2 separate regions of the Homo sapiens genome follow, and region 2 is linked to region 1. The links are chromatin loops, found by intact Hi-C in ENCODE. Cell type or tissue: Calu3. All regions are shown on one strand. Links, peaks and the distances in the headings refer to the core of each region. The heading gives the core; the rest is flanking DNA. Region 1 holds the start of BPIFA1 (BPI fold containing family A member 1). Region 2 overlaps BPIFB1 (BPI fold containing family B member 1).

Region 1 (11,272 bases), core at 1,096-9,095:
GGGCTGGCAGATCTTCACCTGGGGTTCCCTGGTGGAGATCAAAGCTCTATTTTAGGACAACTCACTCAATGATGTTGTTCAGGCCAGGAATCACTGACGTCACTTTTCCAAGCAGTCCCCCAAGGAGGCCACCAGAAGTACCTCCTCCAGGCTTCAGGATGTCCAGGAGCGGAAGGTTTTCCAGAATGCCCAACAGGCCCCCAGACAGCAGGCCATTGCTGAGGGCTGGAAATGGGTGTAAGGGTCTCTGGGGGTCAGATCTGACAATTCCAGATCCTCAGGCCCCCTCCCCCATCCAGCCCTGTCCCTCCCCACTTTGCAGGGTTGGACACACACACACACACACACACACACACACACACACACACACACACACACACATGCACACATACACCCCTGAAAACTCACCATTTGTCAAGCTTCCTGCAAGACCTGTGGGACTCAAGGGCAGGGCTGGATTCACATTCAAGGGCAGGGTCTGGTCCAGGGGCACGGGCAGGCCTCCAAACTGGGCCATGGTCTGGGCTAACAGCCCGTAGAAGACAATGAGGCCCCCAGTTTGAAACATCTTTGCTCTTAGTATCTGTGGCCAGAATGACAAGTCCAACATGGCATGGGTATCAGAGAGGAATTTATCCACCACCTGCCCTGACACCTGGGGGGTGGGGTTGTTTGCTCCCCAGAACACCAGGGGGTCACTAGTAATAGCTAATACTGCTGAACAATTTCTCTTTGCCAGGCAACAGGCTGACCACTTTACACAATTTCATCTTCATCACAACCCTAAGACATGGGCACCTGTTACCTGCATTGCACAGGTGAGGACCACTGATCAGGGGCCTAAAAAGGAGACAGCCCCACTCCACCACATTCCAAAGAAGAGGGTTTTTTTCCTTCTTGCCAAGAATCCCAGCCTCACCTCACTCCATCTTGCCCACAGTTCACTTGTCTGATTTTCCAGTAGGAGAAACCAAGGCTCACAGAGGTCAAGTGAGTTTGCAGTTGGGAGTTTCAAATATACTCCCATCCCTTCTTGAAACCCACTTGTGTACTACCGAGTGTGGGTAACTTTCCCCAAGGTCACAAGTACACGGTGGACAGAGGATTAGAAGCTAGAGCCAGGTGAACCCTCGGTTAAATTAAGTAACCATCAGATTTATTCTCCAATCGGGCTTGCTTCAATGGTTTGAATCATTGCTGCTCTTCAGACAAAGCAAATGAGAAGGGTTAAACGTGCAAGTGCTGAAGAATTGAACTGTTTTAGATCATCCCTGTTCAGTCCTTTGGCCTGAGCTCAGGCCATGATGGTTGGTGGATGCCCTTGAAAGTCACACAATACAGGGGTCGCATGGCCACAGCCACCATCTCATGTAGACCTTTGTTGGGGAATTCCTGGGGCCATCAAAGTCTTCATTGCATGAGAAGAACCAGGAGACCAAAGAGGGGTAGTGACTTTCCCAAGGTCATACAATAAATTGATGGCAGAGCTGTGGTTGAAGGCAGGTCTCCCAACCCTCCCCTCACCCAACACACAAACATGCATTCTATCATTTTGACACCTTTCTCTTCTCCTTCAAGCTGCCCTGGATGGAATTCCGGTCAACCCCTGAGGTTTGGCTTGCAGACCTCTCACAGGTCTATTTGGCAGCCAGCAGAGTTGTCCAGAGCCAGCACTAGTACCTACAATTTGGAGACAACTGGTGACTTTGTGCAAAATTCCATCTATTGGCTGACTCAGCTAAAGCTCCATCCTTGTGGTGGAAGGCTGGAAATGAAAGGTCTTTGGTCCAAAGAGCCAGTTGTGCCCTTCTTAGGGAGGTAACTTTGACCACAGCCTCTGAATCTCTTTTGGGCAACAGACCCTTTATGAATCCAATGGAAGCTAAAGATCCTAGTCTCAGAAAAAATGCATCAAAATGTATAAAATTGGGTGAAGAATTTTAGGAGGTTTTTGGATCATCTGTATCCACATTGGTAACCTCAAGCTAAAACTTATGCCTTAGAGGCTTTCATTTACGGCATTAATAGTGCCCATTTCTATATCAATGTTACTGGTCTCTTAGGACAGCAGAGCAAATGGCCATCCCCACATCCCTGACATTGGCCAGGTCTGTTTCTCTTGCACAGCCCCCAGTGAGTGATCAAGATCACTCACTGCCCCACAGGGCAGGAGCCTGAGATCCCTGCCGTTAAGGGTAGCAGAGGGGCCACAGAATGGATGGCTCTTACCTGGACTTCTTAGAGGTCTCAGCAGCTGTCCTGGTCTCCTCTCTCTCCCCCACTCACTTCTGCCGAGGAGTCAGCCTCTTTTATAGTATGGGGACGAGGAAGCATGTGTTGGGTGATGGGTTTCTAGATAATTGAGAATTCTGCAATCTGACAGTGTCTTTCAGGGCTCTCCAAAGTAAATAATTGCCAATCACATTAGCAGGTGAGACAGTTAAGCTATTTGGTCAACAAGATAAACAGAGAAAAACCTGAGATGGGATGTTACTCAAGACTTTATGGTTTCCTGAGCGGAGCCAAGGTTGGGGACCCACGCTCCCAAGGTAGCTTGGAGCATTGAAAGGAGCAGCCAGACAGAGCCCAGGAAGGGACCTCAGTCTCATCTCTTGGCCCCTTTCCTCTCCTGCTCTAATTTTTTTGCTCCAGTTGGAGGATTCTTTCTCCTAAAATGTCAAAAGAGTCACACTGCATCCTACATCTGGGGTGCGTCTCCATTCCAGGGCAAGGGTCTCCTGTTTTCAGAGCCCCTATTGCACGTCAGGAGCTCTCTGTCCTCACAAGAACCCTGAGAGGGAGAGGTGACTCCTCCTCTTTTATAGAGGAGGAAACTGAGATCCAGTGGGGACAAGTGCTGAAAGACCCAGAGAGGATGCAGCAGAGTTAGAATGCAACTGACTGGAGAATGAAAACAACAAAAACAACGCCAACAGCAGACACTGGCCGAGCTCCTGCTGTATGCCTGGCCTGCCATGGTGTTCACAGGCAGCATCTCACAAAATCCTCACAACCCTGTACTCCTATTCTATAAGGGGGAAACTGAGGCTGAGTGTGAGGCAAGTTGTCCAGAGATGCAGTGCTTGCCTGGGGTGAGACATCCACATTCAGGTCCTTTCCCCGAATCACTGCACTGAGAGATGAAGGTGCCTCCCAACACTTGCTGGCCATTTTGATTTCCCCACCTGTGAACTTTACACTTTCATGCGTCCCTTTTTATTTTTTAAATTTTCACTTAATTTTTATTTTATTTTATTTTTTGAGACAGTCTTACTCTGTCGCCCAGGCTAGAGTGCAGTGGTGTGATCTCAGCTCATGACAACCTCCACCTCCCGGGTTCAAGTGATTCTCCTGCCTCAGCCTCCTGAGCAGCTGGGACTACAGGCGAGCGCCACCATGCCTGGCAAAGTTTTTGTATTTTTAGTAGAGATGGGGTTTCACCATGTTGGCCAGGCTGTCCTCGAACTCCTGACCTCAGGTGATCCACCTATCTCAGCCTCCCAAAGTGCTGGGATTACAGGCGTGAGCCACAGTGCCCCGCCGCTTCTCTTTTAGGTCCTGGAAAAGTCTTTCCAGGTTCCCAGGCCTGAGGGATCCTTTGGCATCCTGGTCTCTATCCTACCCTTTCTTCTACCTTTCCCTAAATGGAGTAATCAGGCATTTATTTATCCCCACCACTGGGGCCCTTGGAGTCTGTTCAGCAGATGAAAAAGTGAAGACACAGGAAGGCCAAGGTCCTGGACCAGTGAGCGCAGCTCTTACCCTGCAAAACCTAACACCTTATAAGCAAAAGTGGAGAGAGAAGGAATAAATGTGCTTTTATTAAGCACTGACTGCATGCCAGGTGCTCTCCATATTTGAACCTCATCTTCTTCAGGAGTGGTTGGTATTGTTGTCTCTCATACATTGGATGAGGAGGCTGAGGATCAGAAAGGGTGACTGCTTCCTGGGGACACACAGCGAGTGAGTGTTGGAGTCAATTGACCCTGCCACCCTCTGTGTCTGTCTGAGTCCCTGCTAATCAGTGGGCCACACTGCCTCCCTCACACTAGGCCTTCACTGGCCTGCTCCACTGCTCTCCAGAGTCTGGGTGGTGCCCCCAAGGGTTTGGGGCCATGGCTTTGAACTTAATTATCCATTCAAGGTACTTGCTGGACTCTGCCCACATCTTGTACATGGCAATCATCCTCACAGTGGTCCCATCGTATAACTCTTGTGGGTTGGGTCAGGTTGCTACTATCCTTGTGGGGAAACTGAGGCAGATAAGGCAAGGAATTAGTAGAGTTTGTGCAGCCAGTTAATGAAAGCTTACACCCTCTGGTTTGAGGCCGGGAGGCTGTGTCTGTATTGCAGCAGAAAGTGGGTGAATTTGGGCTCAAACAGCCCTGGTTCAAATCCTACGACCCTGGGCAAGTCAGTCCAGTTCCCTGAACTTCATTCAGTTTCCTCACCTGTAAAATGGGGAGCATAAAATCTGCCTCACAGGGCTATGGGGAGATGATGTCTGGGGAGCTGGTATGAATCACAGTTCATAAACTCAGGCGTCCACACATCTTTCTGATTTATCTATACTTTACCATTTCAAATGCCATTTTGCTCAGGAACAGAAATGTCCCAATTTCCCCCTGGGGTTTCATGTCTGTGCTAGGGGCTTTGTTTGTACCAAGGAGGCTGCCTGTCCCTATTTTTGGCTGGCAATATAGGAGACAGCCATGTGCCATCTGCCCCTAGATTGCAGAGACACTGTACTTCCCTCCTGGTGAAAGGTCCCTTTGGATTTAGCATTTACTTTCAACTCGTTTGTAAGACACAGAATTGTTCTGCTGTTCGCCAGTTCCTTGGGCCTGATACAGGACTGTGAGGGGCTGCCCAAGCCCTCCTGCCTGGATCCACCTAGACCCTCCCTTTACCCTTCTCTCCCTGGGGTCTCATGCCCTCTTCTGGCTCTGGGAGGGAGTGTGGACACAGACGCCCTCTGTCCCTGGATCCCATACATGTGCCTGGGATTCTGTTCCCTTCATCCCATGCTCAGGTCTGCCTGGGAGCAGCAAGGGACGGAGGCACCATCAGAACCCACCAGAACTATGCTCCTTCCAGTTCTCCTGGACCCTCACACTTCACCAACCCAACATAGGGCATTTTCTAGTTTTGTGGGCAGGAAGATTTGCTTCAACTTCATTGTGTGTATGCTGTTCTCAGACTCTCCTATGCCCTGAGTTTAACAAGTCAAAAGCCAAGACTATAAAAACAAAAAAACTTACAGTAAAATTGACTTCTTTTAGTGGTATGGTCCTTTGAGTCTTACCACATGTATAGTCAGCCACCATCATAATCAGGGTAAAGAACAGTTCCATCCCCCCAAAGGCACTCTCATGGGTCCCTTTACAGCCACACCCTGCCTTCATCTGCTGGCAACCACCTGTTTGTTCTCTGTCACTACCACTTTATCAAAAACCCAGGCTCTTGAAAGTCAAGAGCCTTGTTTCTGCTTCTGTTGAAACTGCCCTTCCTTGTGGCCACAGGGACTGCATGCTCCCTGCCCTGAACAGGGGAAAGGTCTCAGGGCACCAGGAAACAAGTGGAAGGACACACCACGAACATTTCAAGAGGTTTTCCCCACTCTGGTGATGTCAATACCCTCTCCATGTGTTTCTCAGAAACTGTAGGTGGTGCCTTTCCTTCCTGCTTCTCAGGTTGCAATTGTGTTTGGGAGCCTTTGCTCAGGTTGTTTTGTCAATCAAGAGATCCATTTCTGGCCGGGTGTGGTGGCTCACATCTGTAATCTCAGCACTTTGGGAGGCCCAGGCAGGTGGATCATTTGAGGTCGGGAGTTCAAGACCAGCCTGGCCAACATGGTGAAATCCCATCTCTACTAAAAATACAAAAATTAGCTGGGCATTAGTGGTGCGCACCTGTAAACCCAGCTACTTGGTAGGCTGAGGCAGGAGAACTGCTTGAGCCTGGGAGGCGGAGGTTGCAGTGAGCCAAGATCATGCCGCTGCATTCCAGTCTGGGTGACAGAGTGAGGCTCTGTCTCAAAAAAAAAAAAAAAAAAAAGATCCATTTCTAAAGGGCAGAATTGGTTTGATTTTTCAAAGGGCTCTGACCTATGCAAGGTCTGTTCTCCAGAATGTGAGAATGGGATGCAGGATCTCCTCCCCAGGAGAAAGGTCAGCGTGGGGACTGAGTTGCAGAGGGTCTTCAGATGGCCTTGGAAGCTCCAGAGCATTCCCAGAGAGCCAGAAACCCCAACTTAGATGAAAAAAATATATATTCTCAAGTAGGGTTTGCTTCAGGCAAGCTCCCCTTGCTTTTGAGATTAATCTTTGCACTTGCTTTTAAAGTGCAAAAAAAAAAATACTACTACTAATGATAACCTTTTGTGAGACACTAGAGCTTTATGCCACCTGTAACAAGCCTGTGGGGAAACTGAGGTTCAAGGAGGGCTGTGACCTGCACAGGGTCATCTCAGCTGGGAAGAGGTGAAGTCAGACTGTCATCTGGGGCTTCAGTGCTCTTACTTCAAGTGCAAGTTTGCATCACAGTTTTCAGTTCAGAAAGCACCTGCCCATCTTCCCTGGAGCCCTCCCGTTGGTGGAGCGCTTCCCCTGCCAACCCCCTTTCTTTTTTTTCTTTTGAGACAGTTTCGTTCTGTCGCCTAGGCTGAACTGTAGTGGCGCCATCACAGTTCACTGCAGCCTCGACCTCCCGAGCTCAGGTGATCCTCTCACTTCAGCCTTCTGGGTAGCTGGGACTACAGGTGTGCACCACTACACCGGGCTAATTTTCATGTTTTTTGTAGACACAGGGTTTTGCCATGTTGCCTAGGCTGGCCTGAACTCCTGGGCCCAATTGGTCTACCTGTCTTGGCTGCCCAAAGTGCTGGGATTACAGGTGTAAGCCACCGTGTATGGCCTTAAAAAAATTTTAATGTAGTAAGAACACTTAACATGAGATCCACAGAGTTTTTTGGTTTTTTTTTTTTTTTAACAGTTTCTTTCTTTCTTTCTTTTCTTTCTTTCTTTCTTTCTTTCTTTCTTTCTTTCTTTCTTTCTTTCTTTCTTTCTTTCTTTCCTTCCTTCCTTCCTTCCTTCCTTCCTTTCTTCCTTCCTTCCTTCCTTTCTTCCTTCCTTCCTTCTTTCTTAGTCTTGCTCTGTCTCCCAAGCAGGAGTGCAGTGGCATGATCTCGGCTCACTGTAACTTCTGCCTCTCAGGCTCAAGTGATTCCTCGTGCCTCAGCCTCCCGAGTAGCTGGGATTATGGGTGTGTGCCACCACACCCAGCTAATTTTTGTATTAATATTTTTGGTAGAGGTGGGGTTTCACCAGGTTGATCAGACTGGTCTCAAACTCCTGACCTCAGGTGATCTGCCCACCTCAGCCTCCCAAAGTGTTGGGATTACAGGCATGATCCACCACGCCTGGCCTTAACAGAGTTTTAAGTGTACAATACAGCATTGTTAACTGTAGGCACGATGTGGTATGACAGATCTCTAGAAATGCTTTGTTGCACCCCCTCTTTGAGCCTCAGTGTCCTTGCTTATGTCATGGAGCTAAGGACATCCACCTCCTAGGGCTGCAGGAGGGCTACAATTTGGGGAAACACATGTAGCTCCCAGCCCAATACCTGGCACAGAGTCAGTGCCCAGTAGTGGGAGGGCATGGAAGTTATAAAGCTCAGAGGGGCAGAGCCAGGACTGAGGTTCTGAACATTTGGGGCTGCATTTGGGCCTTAAACCATCCCCCAGTGTGAACCCCAGTATCCTAATAGAGGTCCATTGTCCAACAAGCCCTTCTGGGAGGAAATGTAATGAGTCCATGCTCCATGAACCTTAAAATGAAAACAGAATGTCAGAAACCCAAGGAGGTCCCTACAGGAAGCCCTGCGCCAGCCCAGGAAGAGTCAGGAGGAAGGCAGACAAAAGCTGCCTTCACCAGTGAACCAGGTAGCCTTGTTGGGGACCAGGCCTGGCCCTCCTGTGTTTGCTCTTTGAATCATGAGCAGGAAGAACCCCACAAGCTCACAGCTGGCAAGGAGAACACTAGCGTTTAGGGTTGCAAATCCCTGATGAAGCATTCCGGATTAGGGAGCTTGAATTGAAAGACAGAGAAGCGAGATTCTCCTGCCCTATTCTCATCTCTGAGCTGTTGACATTTCCTTATTTGAGCTTGTCAGTCCCACTGAACACATATTTCATCAGCCCCCGCTTGCGTGTGTGCATGTGTGTGTGTGTGGTGGGGTGAGGGGTGTTGGAAGGAAGGAAGGAGGATTCACAGTGGTTTAGAGTGTGGGCTCTAGAGCTGGCTGCCTGAGTGCAGTCATTGTGGCCATTTCCTTACTGTGTGACCTTAGACAAGTGACTTTATTTCTCCGAGCCTCAGGCTTCTCATGCATAAAGTGAGCTGAAATTTTGTATCTGGTGGGGTTGCTGGGAGGCATTGATAAGATGCTGGATGTAAGCTCTGAGCACCAAGAATCTCTTTATATAACAAGTGCTTAATGTGTGCTACTGTGATTAATATGTGTGTGTTATTTTCCCTTGATTTCTCAGGTTGCTTTTTCAACTCTTGGTTGGAGGAGAGTGGGAATCCATATTTAATAATTGAATAGTCAAGAGTCAAATCATTAACAATGGATTAATTGACTTTTTTTTTTTTTTTGAGACGGAGTCTCACTCTGTTGCCCAGACTGGAGTGCAGTGGAATGAACTTGGCTCACTGAACCTCTGCCTCCTGGGTTCAAGCAATTCTCCTGCCTCAGCTTCCTGAGTAGCTGGAATTACAGGCACCTGCCACCATGCCTAGCTGATTTTTGTATTTTTAGTAGAGATGGGGTTTCACTGTGTTGGCCAGGCCGGTCTCAAACTCCTGAGCTCAAATGATCCACCCACCTTGGCCTCCCAAAGTGCTGGGATTATAGGTATGAGCCACTGTGCCTGGCTGGATTAAGTGACATTTAATAAGCATTTCCCATGAACCCATCACATGTGAAATACACTGCAAATGGTTTTTCATGGCTTTACTCCTTACAAGCATCCTGCATTATAAATACATATATGGACTTTTTAGAGAGACAAGGTCTTGCTCTATCACCCAGGCTGAAGCACAGTGTTGCAATCATAGCTTATTGTAACCTTGAACTCCTAGGCTCAAGCAATCCTCCTGCCTCAGCCTCCCAAGTAGCTGGGACTACAGGTGTGTGCCACTACCTCCAGCTAATTTTTCAAGCTTTTTGTAGACATAGGGTCTTGCTGTGTTGCCTAGGCTGGTCTTGAACTCCTAGCCTCAAGCAATCCTCCAGCCTCAGCTTCCCAAAGTGTTGGCATTACAGGTGTGAGCCATCACAACCGGCCAATACTTTTATTGTCAAAATTGTTAAAGTACATTACACATAAGAAAAATGTGTATAGGTAAATAGCTCAATGAGTTTTCAGAAACCAAACATCCCTTCCCATACCCAGCACCTAGATCAGGAAACAGAATGCTATCAGCTCTCCAGAAGCCCCCTTCAATGCCCTCCTAGCATCTAACCCTTGCTCCAAGGTAACCACTATCTTATCTCTGGCGGCACGGATTAGTTTTGCTGTTTTTGGACTCACATAAATGGGAGATGCAACACATGCCCTTTTGTGTATGGCTTCTTTCATGTAACATTCTGTTTATGAGATTCATCCACGTGCTGTGTGCAATTGTAGGTCATTTCCATCACTATAGAGATTCCAGTGGGTGCCCATCCCACAAGATATCTGCCCATTCTATTTATTCATTCTTTTGATGGGCATGGGAGGATGTTGAGTTTGGGGTTATGACGAACATTGCTGCTATGAGCTTCCTTGCCTTTTGCTCCACACGTGCATGTATTTTTGTTGAGAATACACTAGGTAGTGGAATTGCTGAGTTGTAAAGTAAGCCCATGTTTAACTCTAGGAGATGCTTTATAAAGTGGTGGTAGAATTTATCTCCCACCAGCAGCATGGGATGGCTTCTGTTGCTCCACATCTTGCAAGATTTCTATTCCATTTTGCAAATGATGAAGACCGAAAGATAACAAGCTTTGTCTCAAATGCAGCTAGTGGATCCTAAGACTAGAATCCATCCACTCATTGAGCCACAGATATTTACTGAGCACTCACTCTGTGCCAGCTGTATGCTGGGGCTGGGATTCATGCGTCACCATGCTGCATGGCACCTACACCCTCATGGAACTGCCAGTTGAGCTGAATTGAAGGTGAGCTCAGATGTGTTTGTGCCCATGGTTTCACTTTTCCACTCTCTCACCCTTTCTCTACACCCTCTTGGAGCCCAGGAGTATTCTTGACACATATTAGGTGCCCAATAAATATGGAATGAAAGAATGAAAGAATGAGAAATCTCAACAGGCCCCTCCCTGCATTTTTTTTTTTTTTTGTCCTGGTATTTCTGGGCTGATGAGCAACCATAGGGATATTTGTTCTCAGGAGGATACTTCATCAGGTCTGACTTCTAGACCTAAACCCCAGGGCCCAGGTGGGAGGGACCTGTGCACCCTTCAGAGCTAGAGTTTATTGTAGGAGAGGATGGTATGTCCACAGAGCCTGGGGTAAAGTTTTTAGGGTAGCAGAAGCCCCACTCTAAGGGAGACTTAAGGTTGCAAGATGTGGACTTTCCTTCTGATCAGCAGAAGTCAGCTGGGGGACTCTCCAGCCTGGCATGCAGAGGGTTGGCTGGTTTCATGGTGGGTTGGTTCATGAGCAGCCTCCTGTTCTGTAAGGAGAAGAGGTAGCGTCTGTCACCAGTGTGCCCACCTCCCAACTCCCACACCGAAGGGAAACCCTCATCCATCCATGGTGACCAAAGGCAGGTGCCGGGAGCGTTCACGTGAAAACCCTCCCCAAATGATGCTGAATTGTTTGCTTCTTGGTGTCTTCACTTCACTAGTCTGTGAGCTCTATATGGGCAGGGACTATAACTGTTTATCTGTAACTGGAGTAGAGATGGTCTCAGGTTTGGGATGGGGCCAGTGTTCCCTACTGGATTGGGTGGAGATCTTGGAAGCAGCTCGAATCTCTGGTAACCTGATGACTTCAGTGACTTGGCAGGGCACAGCCTGCTTGGTAGGGGTACGTTCTGCTGTCCCAGCTCTCTTGGGGGACAGTGTGGTCATCATAATATGGTCACCTCTAAAGTGTTCTCACGGCACATGCAGACGCCCCTTAGCAGGCCTCCCTGGGGGCTCCAGGGCCGGGGGTACCTCTTTCAGCCACTTGCCAGTCCTAAGAAGTCCTCACTGGATG
Region 2 (11,272 bases), core at 2,036-10,035, 58 kb before region 1:
GGCTGTGCCCAGCCCACCTGGCCTGTGTCCTACTGCTGTGCCCATGGCCAGCCAGGTTCCATCCATGGGTTGAGGATTCATTCGTGTGTTGAACCCAGCCTGCAGGGCCACCTGGGACCTTTTGCAGTGGTTTGTCCCTTTCCCTGTGCCCAGGGTGTGCTTGGCCTGCCAGCAGCCCTCCCTCTCTGACTCCTTGTCTTGCTCACAGGTGTCTATGTTTTCCATGAGAGTGAAATGGAGGCTGGGCGCAATGGCTCATGCCTGTAATCCCAGCACTTTGGGAAGCCAAGGTGGGTGGATCGCTTGAGGCCAGGAGTTTGAGACCAGCCTGGCCAGCATGGTGAAACCTCATCTCTACTAAAGATACAAAAAGCCAGGCATGGTGGTGCACTCCTGTAATCCAAGCTACTTGGTTGGCTGAAGCACAAGGATTGCTTGAACCTGGGAGGTGGAGGTTGCAGTGAGCTGGAATCGTGCTACTGCACTCCAGCCTGGGTGACAGAGCAAGACTCTACTTTAAAAGAAAAAACAAGAGTTAAATGGAGAATTTGTTTATTCATACAGCAAGTTGCTACTGAGTTCTTTTCACATGTCAGACTCTGGAACAGAGGCCAGCAAGGCAGACCCAACCAGACTCCTGGGCAATCTCTTTGTGCCCTTTGTGGCTTTCTAGCCCAACACATCCCTTTGCTCACTGGGCACTTCTCTTCCTAAAATTGCCAGCAGTCCTCAACAGGGGGAGATTTTGTCCCCAAGGAGACATTTGGAAATTTCTAGAGACATTTTTAGTTGTCACAACTTGGAGGGGATGACAACTAGTGGGTAGAGGCCAGGGATGCAGCTAAACATCCTACTGTGCATAGGACAGCATCCAGACAAAGAATTATCCAGCCCAAAATGTCAGTACCACCAAGGCTGAGAAACTCTGACCTAACCTAACCCTGACCTGAGCTGTTCTGCTTAGGGAGAAGGTCAAACATTTGACTCACTTTTCAGGGCAGTGCTCCAAGATTATTGAGGACATTTTTGTCTTGTTGACCACCCCTTAATACTCTTGAGGAATGACAATGCCTTTGAGAAATGTTAACTCCTATGAATAACCGTTCCCTGCTCCTGGCTGCATTGCCAATCTAGAGCCCAGAGAGGATGGAAGACTTTCAGCTCAGAGACTCCCAGCAGGCACTGCCAGGGGAGCCTGTTTCTCACCGGAAAGTGTCCCGGGGAACCTCTGCATTTTATCCCACAATTCCCCATCCTTCATTTCTATCAGCAGGTCTCAATCCTGGCTACACAGTAGAGTCCTCTGGGATACTAGGACCCACCCAGACCAGTTACTTCTGAATCTGGGGTAGGGCCTAGCCATTAGTATTTTTTAAAGGTTTCTCAGGTTCTGATGGCTCTGATGTGCAACGAGGGTTGAGACCCATGGATTTACACTGAAAAAGATTTCAACATTTTCCCTCCCTCCCTCCCTCCCTCCCTTCCTTCCTTTCTTCCCTCCCTCCCTCTCTCTCTTTTTCCGTCCTTCCTTCCTTCCCTTTCCCTTCCCCTTCCTTCCTTCCTTCTTTCCTTCCTTCCCTTCCCAATCCCCTTCCTTCCTTCTTTCCTTCCTTCCCTTCCCCTTCCCCTTCCTTCCTTCCTTCTTTCCTTCCTTCCCTTCCCCTTCCTTCCTTCCTTCTTTCCTTCCTTTCTTCTCTCTCTCTTTCTCTCTCTCTCTCCTTCCTTCCTTCCCTCTCTCTCTTTTTCCTTCCTTGCTTCCTTTTCTCCCTTTTTTTCTCTCTTTCTTTCTTTCTTTCTCTCTTTCTTTCTTTCTTCTTCTCTCTTTCTTTCTTCTTTCGAGTCTCACTCTGTCACCCAGGCTGGAGTGCAGTGGTGCAATCTCGGCTCACTGCAACCTCCACCTCCCAGGTTCAAGCAATTCTCCTGCCTCATCCTCTCTGATTCTCCTGCCTCATCCTCCCGAGTAACTGGGATTACAGGCGCCCACCACCATGTCTGGCTAATTTTTGTATTTTTAGTAGAGATGGGATTTCACCATGTTGGCCAGGCTGGTCTCAAGCTCCTGATCTCAGGGGATCCTCCTGCCTTGGCCTCCCAAAGTGCTGGGATTATAGGAGTGAGCCGCCACGACCAGCCTAGCTAGATTTTTTTCCATGCATCTTATGGAATACTCACAATTATATAAAGCAAGTCATTCCATCATCCCCATTTTATTTATTTATTTATTTTTAATTTTTTTTTTTTTGAGATAGAGTTTCTCTCTGTCGCCCAGGCTGGAGTGCAGTGGCGTTATCTCAGCTCACTGCAACCTCCGCCTCTTGGGTTCAAGTGATTCTTCTGCCTCAGCCTCCCAAGTAGTTAGGATTACAGGTGTGCGCCACTGCGCCCAGCTAATTTTTGTATTTTTAGTAGAGACGGGGTTTCGTCATGTTGGCCAGCCTGGTCTCAAGCTCCTGATCTCAGGGGATCCTCCTGCCTTGGCCTCCCGAAGTGCTGGGATTACAGATGTGGGCCACTGCGCCTGGCCTCAACATTTTCTAAATGAGCTCCTACCAGACGCTCACCTCTTAAACGTGCTATGCCTTTTCCCTTCATGCCAAATAAAATATTTCTATGACCATCATATCAAATCCAGTGAATGTAGTGGATTTGCTGATGATAATGGGATGCCGGCTTTCACACATTGTTCTTTCTACTTAGCTTTTCACCATTAAAGACAGATACTATGCAAGGAGCATTGTATAATTCCAAGTTTTTGTCATCTTTTCTACTGGAAAATATATTTTTAACTATTAAAGTGTGATGCCAGATAAAATATGATTTTGCTGGAGGCTGGGAAGAAAATCTACAGCTGGGTCCTACTTTATGAAATTCCCACCTTGAAACAGATAAATAAAATTATTCAAAGAAACAAAATTTTCTTTCTTACATAAGAAAATTCCAATGTTATGAAGTTTTTCACTTTTGGATTCCCTTTAAAAAACTCCCTGGATACGTACCTTTGCTAAAAGGTCGGAGTCTCAACATTCTACCTATAAGAAGCCATTGTCTTGAACTTTGAGATCACACAATTCATTATATTCATTGTTCATTATATTCATTATATCACACAATTCATTAATTCATTATATTGGTTCCCTCCCTTCTCATCTCTCTCTGTCTCTCCCCATTCTCTTCCAAAAAAGTACTGGAGAAAGGTAGCTTGAATTGGGCTGAATCAGTATTGCTTCTGAAATTAACCTTTTAAGATCTTATTTGAGCTTTATTTAGTTTTTGATTATTCACTTATTTTTCCCTGGCCTCTTTAATATGTAGATATTTCGACTATTAAAATAATGGATCTTCCTTTGACTATACATGCTACTCTTAAGCTTTACTAGTGCAGAAGCAGAAGTTGAAAATCATAACTCCAGCTTATTAGAGAAACAAACGTAATAGTATATTGTACAGTTGATGTATATTTCACAAAATGGAGATTAAATGTTTTACTGTATTTTTCTTGAAGGTAAGGACATGGAAGCCAACTTGGAGAAAAATAAAAATCTCCATTGTTTTAAAGTACTCTTAATAAGAATCACATTGTTTATATAAAGCAGTGTTATTTATTTATTTAGTTTTTGAGACAGAGTCTTGCCGTCATGCCTAGGCTGGAGTGCAGTGGCACAACTGTGACTCACTGCAGCCTCAACATCCTAGACTCAAGCGATCCTTCTGCCTCAGCCACCTGAGTAGCTGGGACCATAGGGGCACACCATCATGCCCAGCTATTCTAATTTTTTATTTTTCTGTAGAGATGGGTTTCTCTGTGTTTTCCAGGCAAGTCGCAAATCCTGGGCTCAAGTGATCCTCCCGCCTCGACCTGCCAAAGTGCTGAGATTACAGGTGTGAGCCACTGGCCCTGGCCTAAAATACTGTTTTAAATATTGCTACTGTCATTTTAAAGTACTCTTAATAAAATCACATTATTTAAAAAAGGATTTGCTGGAATGTTTTCGTAAATTATTAAACCCAATGTACCTATTTAATAATTACAAGTATTGTATAATGACTTTGAAACATAGATCTGATTTAAAGGCTGACACCAAGAGCAGCCTCTTAAAAATACTAGTGCATGTGGATGGAGGTGGGAAGGCAATCTGCAAAAGATCAAAGCGCTCCTGGGTGAAAGTAAAAGGATTATGGATTTTTTTTCCCCAAATTTTTTCATTTATTACATCATCTTTTCAAAGAAAAAAGTCGCCAGGCACAGTGGCTCATGCCTATAATCCCAGCACTTTGGGAGGCTGAGGCAGGCGGATCACCTGAGGTCAGGGGTTTGAGACCAGCCTGGCCAACATGGCGAAAACCTTGTCTCTACTAAAAATATAAAAACTAGCCATGCCTGGTGGTGCTCATCTGTCATCCCAGCCACTTGGGAGGCTGAGGCATGAGAATTGCTTGAACCCGGGAGGCGGAGGTTGCAGTGAGCTGAGATTGCGCCACTGCACTCCCGCCTAGGCGACAGAGCAAGACTCTGTCTCAAAACAAACAAACAAAAACAAAAATCAAAGAAAAAAGTCTTATTCCAAGAAATATTAGCTATTTGACAAGGTGTTTTGACCCTAGATCGGGTGGCCCATTGTTACGAACACATCTTGGAATTTACAGTGGAAATCACTGGTTAATGTGGATGAATTCAATTTACAAAGTTTTAGTATACCTGTGACAAATAGGGGCAACTAAAATGAGAGTCACCTGTGTTTACTGACGCAGAAAAAAAATCCAACAGGACCTGGTGGGTGGTGCAGCCCTGAATACCACAGCCAGATTGATGTGTGACAGTGCCGTGCTAGAGCCAGCTTGTACTAGCTTTTGAGAACCAATTGTTAAATTTCCACAAATTTCTGAGCTGGGTGCTAAGCCCAGACATTGTTACAAATTAGACATATAAACTTACAATTAAATAAATTATATTAAAACAAATTTAATAAAAATTTAAAACGCATTGCTTCCTAATTAGTTTGCTGTATTTTACTACTATCTATTACTCCTGAGATCATGTTTATGTATCTGTTTAGTGGAAATATACAATCGTGTGCTATTGTATATCTTTTCCCAACTCTGTTCAGTGACATCACACTGGTCGCCTAAAATTGGCCCTGAAGGGAGTATTTCCACCAGGGAAATCCGCAAAAGCTACAAATCAGGTTTGCCTCCCTTCAACAACCCCTCCAGAGACAATTGCTAAAAATTTATCAGCACGTCACTGTTCACGGGCTCCTGGCTGACTTTTAGCAGTCCCATGACCTTGCCTGTCTGCCTGGGTCAATGGCCCACCCCACTCCATGACTCTTTGCTATCCAGCCCCAGATAATTCTTTCAGCAAAACCCACCCAAGGAGACTCCAGTCACTTAGCACCAACTTGCAGTTCCACCCAAGCCCCACAGGGGGCGCAATGCCCACAGGCCAGAGAGGCCCTGATTCCACTCACCTGGTTTTTCACTAGATTGGGCAGGGATGGCACTAGGAGGTTCATGACCTGCTTAGCTAAGGCGTTCACCAGGAAGGAGAGCCTTTCAGGGAAGAGAGCACGAGAGACATTAGGAAGGGTCAGAGATGATCACCCCTTCCTCTATTTTACAGAGGGGGAGGCTGAGTCTAAGGGAGGAAGGAACCTGCCCAAGGTCACAGGACGTGTTAGAGACGGGGCTGGGAGTAGCCCCTGAGCCAGGTGTAGGCAGTGGCAAAGAGTTATCAGAAAGCAGCGGCTGGGTGTTGTCATTGGAACTTTATGCTGGGCATTGGGATGATGGGAGCTGGCATTTCTCCCTGTCCTCCTGCTAAGAAGGGAAGGGGGGGCGCCATGTTTTTTGGCACCACCATGCGCGTGCACTGTTCTGAGTGCTTGATGGCTGTTGTCTGATCAGTTTTCTCACCACTGCCTGGAAGGTGTCATTACCTGCACTTTACGGGTGAGGAAAGTGAGACACAGGGTGGCCACTTGGCCATCATCACCCGGAGAGCAAATGAAGAGAATGTGTTGGCCTGACCCAAAGCCTATGTTTTTGCCCCTGGCTCCACCTACACCTGCCCTGGTGTTTGGAGGAGTTTCTAGGCCTCCCCCTTCAAAGATTTGCCCCACCTCCCGGTGTCATGCCTGAAACCCACCATGGTTGCTTCTGACCTTGATGTCCTGAACTTCCCTTGGCATCACAGATTCCCTGGAAGGAGCCCCAGATCAGGAATCAGGAGGGGATAAGTCCCTTTCTTTCTCTAGGCCTCAGCGTTCTCCATTTGTAAAATGGGGGAAGTCCACTGCCTGGCGTTCCTTCCAGGCAGGATGGGAGCCCGGCTGGTGGCCAGCGACACTCACTTATGCAGCAGTTGGATGCGCAGGCTCCCATGGCTGGTGGCACAGTCACTGAGGACCAGGCGGGTGGGGCCACTTGCACTGGTGTCCATGCGGATGGTGGCTTGGGCCTCAGTCGTCATGTGGAACTCCACGATGGTCTTGACCAGGGGCCTAGCGGGTGGAGGCACCTGACCATGTGAGCACCAGGCAAGCTCGGGCTGGAGCAACCCTGCCGTCCGTCTCTGTCTTCCAGCCCTCACCTCCTTCCTCAGTCTCCTTTGCTGGTTTCTCCTCATCTTCACCCAACTTCACCCCAGCATGTCCCAGGCTCAGTTTTCAGACTCCTCTTTGGTTGAAACGTCTTTCGTCTGCTGACAGCTTCCAAACTTACCCCCAGCCCCCTACTCCGATGTCTCACGGGCTTCTCAAGTTTAGCGCATGCAACACTGGACTGGCTCTTCCCCAGACCTGCTCCTCTCATGGCCTTGCCTGTCTTGGTTACTGACCACTCCATCCTGCCAGTGGTGCAGGCAGAACTCTTGGAGTCATCGTTGACTTCTCTCTCTTTCCCCCTGAATACACATGCATATTCAGTTCCCCGGGATATCCTGGTGTCCCCACCTACCTCCAAAACATATCCAGAATCCAATCAACTTCTCAGCACCTCCCTGCCCCAAACCCTGGTCTAAGCCATCATTATCTCCTCCTGAATTGTTGCAGTAGCTTTGGGATAGCCTTCCTGTCTCCACTCTTACCCCCAGAAAGTCTTTTTTCCCCACAGCAGCCAGGAGTCTTTAAAAATGTGAAAGCACAGCATATCCCTCCTCTGCTCAGAATCCTCCCTGGCTCCCGTCCTACTCAGCAAAAGCCAAGTCCTTATCTTCTCCCAAGAGGCCTTGTATGATCTGGCCTCGGCTGCCTGCTGGCCTCATCTCCTACCATGCCCCCTCTCTCTTTCCCCTGTCTTTGCCATTCTTTGAGCAAGGCAAGTACACTGCTGCCACAGGGCCTCTGCACTTGCTCTTCTCTCTGCTCGGAACTCTCTTTTCCAGACACCTGCATGGTGGGGGCGGGGGAGGGGGAACGAGCAGATGAGCCTGTCAAGCCTACTGTACTTGATGGAGGGGTCACTCACGTGTTGAATCCAGCCACCATGTCCAGGGGGATCTTGACTAGCAGCTCCTGGTCATTGGCCGAGGGCTTCACCTGCAGCTGGAGGATGTTAGCTGTGATGACCTTCAGCCTGGATGGGGTTTAGGAGAGATCAGAATCATGCCTCCGGCTCATTATTCCCAAATCCACTCCCTCTCTATCTTTTCCATCTCCCTGGGGTGCCTAGGCAGCAGCGGGACCCTGGCCCTGCCCACCGACTCCTCTCCAGATGGTCTTGCCTCCATCCCTCCCCTCCACTCCTGCTCACAATGCTATTATGGTGCCTTCTCTTCTAGGTGGTGACTCCCAGCTCCTTGAGCTGACTCATAAGACCCTCTGTGACCTGACCCTGCTGATCCCTTACTCCTTGCCTTGAGGTTTGAGCTCTAGCCATTCTGACCGACTGTCACTTCTCCATGCCTTTGCCCAGCCTGATTCTTCTACCTGGATGCCATTTGCTTCTTGTCTCCTGGTGAGCATTGAGTCATCGGCTCCACTGTCACCTCCAGTGAGAAGCATCACCTCATCCCTTCCCTGTGCCACCCCAGACAACCTTGCTCTGGGTTGTTTTTTTTTTTTTGTTTTTTTTTTTTTGAGACAGAATCTCACTCTTGTCACCCAGGCTGGAGTGCAATGGCACCATCTCAGCTCACTGCAACTTCCACTTCCCAGGTTCAAGCGATTCTCCTGCCTCAGCCTCCTGAGTAGCTGGGATTACAGGCTTCTGCCACCATGCCTGGCTAATTTTTATATTTTTAGTAGAGATGGGGTTTTGCCATGTTGGCCAGGCTGGTCTCGAACTCCTAACCTCAGGTGATCCACCCACCTTGGCCTCCCAAAGTGCTGGGATTACAGGCTTGAGCCACCGTCCCTGGCCTTGCTCTGGGGTTGTTGTATTAGGGTTCCTGTGTCACTGTCTTATGGTTCTTGTTAACTATTCTGGGAGCTTCTTGACGGAGGGGCTTTGTTTGATCCACTCTTTGTGATCTGACACAAGTCGATGCTTGCAGACTGGTTGACTGAGCATGCAGAGCGTGTCCCGGGCAAAGGTGTGGGAAGGGGCTAGCTCCTGGTGTGGTCCTGCTCCACTCACCAGATGATGTGCTTCAGGACGGTGTTCACCAGGCTGCCCAGCACAGGGATGCCTCCGGCTGGCTTTTCCCGCATGGCACTGAGCAGCGGCAGCTGCTGCAGGATGCTGGTGGCGTTGTGGTCCTTCAGCTCCTGTGTCAGCTCTGGAGGCAGACCCCAGGGATTAGGGCCCAGGAGGAGGGGCAAGAAGGAAGGCTTGGTGGGAGCTCCAGGCTGGGGAGGGGTATCACTCGAGGCTCCCTGAGGTAAGGCGAGGGTGTAGCCATCTCTACTGTGGTGGAGGTCAGGACCAGCCTGCCAGTCCCCACTGTGTAGATGTAGCCTTGAGGACAGTAGCCCAGATGGGTCGTTTTCACATCAGGAGCGAGGCTGGGACCATTCACACCCCTGAGCATTGCCAGCCTCTGTGGGGAGTGTCGGCCACTGCACTCAGCACCTGGACCTGCACTCATCCCCTGAGCCAGTTGCAAGCATTTCTAGGGCCAACAGGCAGGGAACCCTCAAAACTCTGTTTGGGGCTGTTTTGCTGCCAAAGCACACTTGTTAACAATTGTCTGGCATCCATATCCTATGGATGTGTTGTCCAAAAAGCCTCAAGTGCTGAGCAGAGGAAGAAGGAGCCAGGACAGAGGCATAAGTGTCAAGAGCCCTGGGTTCTTGTCCCAGCTGGCTTTTTGTGAGCAGCTAGAGCCCATCTGGCTCATGTGCAGAGCAGGTCAGAAGTGCTGGAGAGCTGATGCCCCAGGAGCAGACTTCAGCCAGTGATTGGTGAGAGTTGGTGTATCAATATCCCAGCTCCCTCACCCCTCAGGCAGGATGGCTCAGATGTGTGTCCCTCATTGTGTATCAGAGCTCCTGGGTTATAGCCTCTCAGCTGCAAATCCACCCACTTTGCCTGCTCTGTGGTAATGGAACTGGGCCCAGTGAATATTTCTTTTTTGCCATTTGGCACAGTGTTAAGCCCTTTCAGTGGAGACTCTGGAGGGGCATGGGGGGGATTCCCTTCATGGCTCTGGTGTGCTTCTCTTTCCAGGTTCCTATGGTGTCACTGCCCAGTGGCTTTTGCTGAGTGAGTTCTGCAGGCACCCTGGCTAGCTTCTAGGCAGTTCCCCAGAGACAGCTTCCCCGTGAGTTAACAGCAGCCCCCTTCCTCCAGGGGCAGCTTCCCAGAGAATTTTATTGGCCCCCTGGCAGGTAGTTCTCCACCCACTAGCGTCAGATTGCCAACTGTGGACCAGCTCTGGCCTGGGACAAGCCAGCAAACTTCTCCACCACACAGTGGGCTTCAACCACACCCTCTACAAAGAGGGCTGGGGAGGATTCTCTACCTCTGAACTTGCTCTGTCCTTGGCTACCCCCTCCATCCCTAGGTTATCCTTTAGAGCTCTGTCTGTTTTCCCTCTTAGCCAATTCCTCATTCTTCCAATCCCCTGGTAATACTTCTTTACATTAAACTTACCTGTTGGCATTTACTGTGTGGTTTCTGTCTCCTGAATGGCCCTAATAGATGCAGTTGCTAGGCAGGACTGAGCTTCAGTCGCCACAGTGGTAACTGGCTTGGACATGCACCCCTCATGGGATGCCTTTCCTTCCCTGCCTTGCCTCCCCACACTCCTGTAGGTGTTTCTGGGGTCACCTTCAAAACCAACCACTTGTACACAACTCCTTATAGGAGAGCCTAAAGCATGGTTGTTCATCTCTAAGCTCCTTCTGGCTGAAATTCCACATGCTTGAGCTTCACAGTGTGGATCCAGGCCACCTCTGCCTCCCTCCAACCTCTCAGAGCCCTCTGCTTCCCGTCCTTACTTGGGAATCCATCCGCTGGCTACAGAGCCTGTTGGTCCCACAGGACCTGCCCCTGCCCCTCTGGCCATGACCCAGGCCCCTAGTCCCCCTGAATGCAGAGGTCTGGTCCTCTAAGTGCTCAAGTGGCCTCCAGAGCTGACAGGTGAGTCCCCTCTAAGGGGATGAGACTTTAGAGTAGTCGTTCTCCACTGAGATGATTTTGTCCCCTAAGAGATATTTGTCAATGTCTGGAGACCTTTTTGGTTGTCACAGTTGGGTTAGGGATGCTGTTAAACATCCTAAAGTGCCCAGGACACCCCCCATAATAAATAGTTGTTTGGTCCACAACATCAGAAGTGCTGAGGTTGAAACCATGGTCATAGCATTCATAAAGCTCTAGTCAATTCCAACCACCCAGTGAGGAAGGCCCTCTTATTTGTGTCCCAAGGTGGAAGCTGAGGCTCAGGGACTGGCCCAGTGCCCCAGAGCTGGAAAGTGATACACTGTGCCTGGGACCCAGGCTGCCACACTTGCAGTCAAGGGTCTCTGCTCTGGGGAGGAGGAGCACACTGGGTCTAACTAAGACGGGGTGCTCTGACGATGGGATTTCAGGTGAAGGCAGTGGGAGAGGCAGCTGCATCACTGCATGCAGTGGCTGCATGCCCCTTCTGCAGGCTGTGGAAACTCAGGGTCTTTGGAACTGTGGAATTTAAGAAGGGGTTCTTGGAATCGTGGACTCTTGAGATCACAGACTCTCCAGACCTTTACAACCTCCCACTCATGTTCACCCACGTTCTGGGATCTCAGCCATGCACATCCCCCGTGATGAGGAACTCTCTCCCTCCTTTGGGAAGCTGCTCCACCTACCCCCTTGTCTTATGGCAGCCAGCTCCGGAGGGACAAAACTTACT

Evidence for each region. Hi-C counts contacts between places; a loop is a spot of excess contacts. Peaks named below come from ENCODE experiments on the same cell type or tissue, not always from the same donor. Only the 100,000 strongest peaks of a DNase experiment are listed, where the experiment ranks them.
Region 2: a loop joins it to region 1, with 7 times the contacts of the local background. A loop is called at or near these places in 7 of 110 quality-filtered maps.

The regions. Positions count from the first base shown.
Region 1 is chr20:33,227,008-33,238,279 of GRCh38, reverse strand. BPIFA1 (BPI fold containing family A member 1) reads right to left here and starts at 2,284. Exons shown (of 9, transcript NM_130852.3): 1 at 2,230-2,284; 2 at 409-583; 3 at 66-225. The coding sequence starts at 568. BPIFA3 (BPI fold containing family A member 3) reads right to left here. Exons shown (of 7, transcript NM_178466.5): 7 at 10,474-10,742. The coding sequence ends at 10,663. In Calu3, for the core only: no CTCF peak of the experiment used is centred there; a DNase peak (open chromatin) is centred at 4,949.
Region 2 is chr20:33,286,188-33,297,459 of GRCh38, reverse strand. It overlaps BPIFB1 (BPI fold containing family B member 1), which reads right to left. Exons shown (of 16, transcript NM_033197.3): 2 at 11,272; 3 at 8,578-8,719; 4 at 7,468-7,575; 5 at 6,354-6,503; 6 at 5,472-5,553. Among named protein-coding and RNA genes, the nearest start is that of BPIFB1, 8.6 kb to the right of the region's middle. RefSeq lists enhancers at 5,403-5,452, 5,919-6,879, 6,880-7,840. In Calu3, for the core only: a CTCF peak has its summit at 5,453; a DNase peak (open chromatin) is centred at 5,429.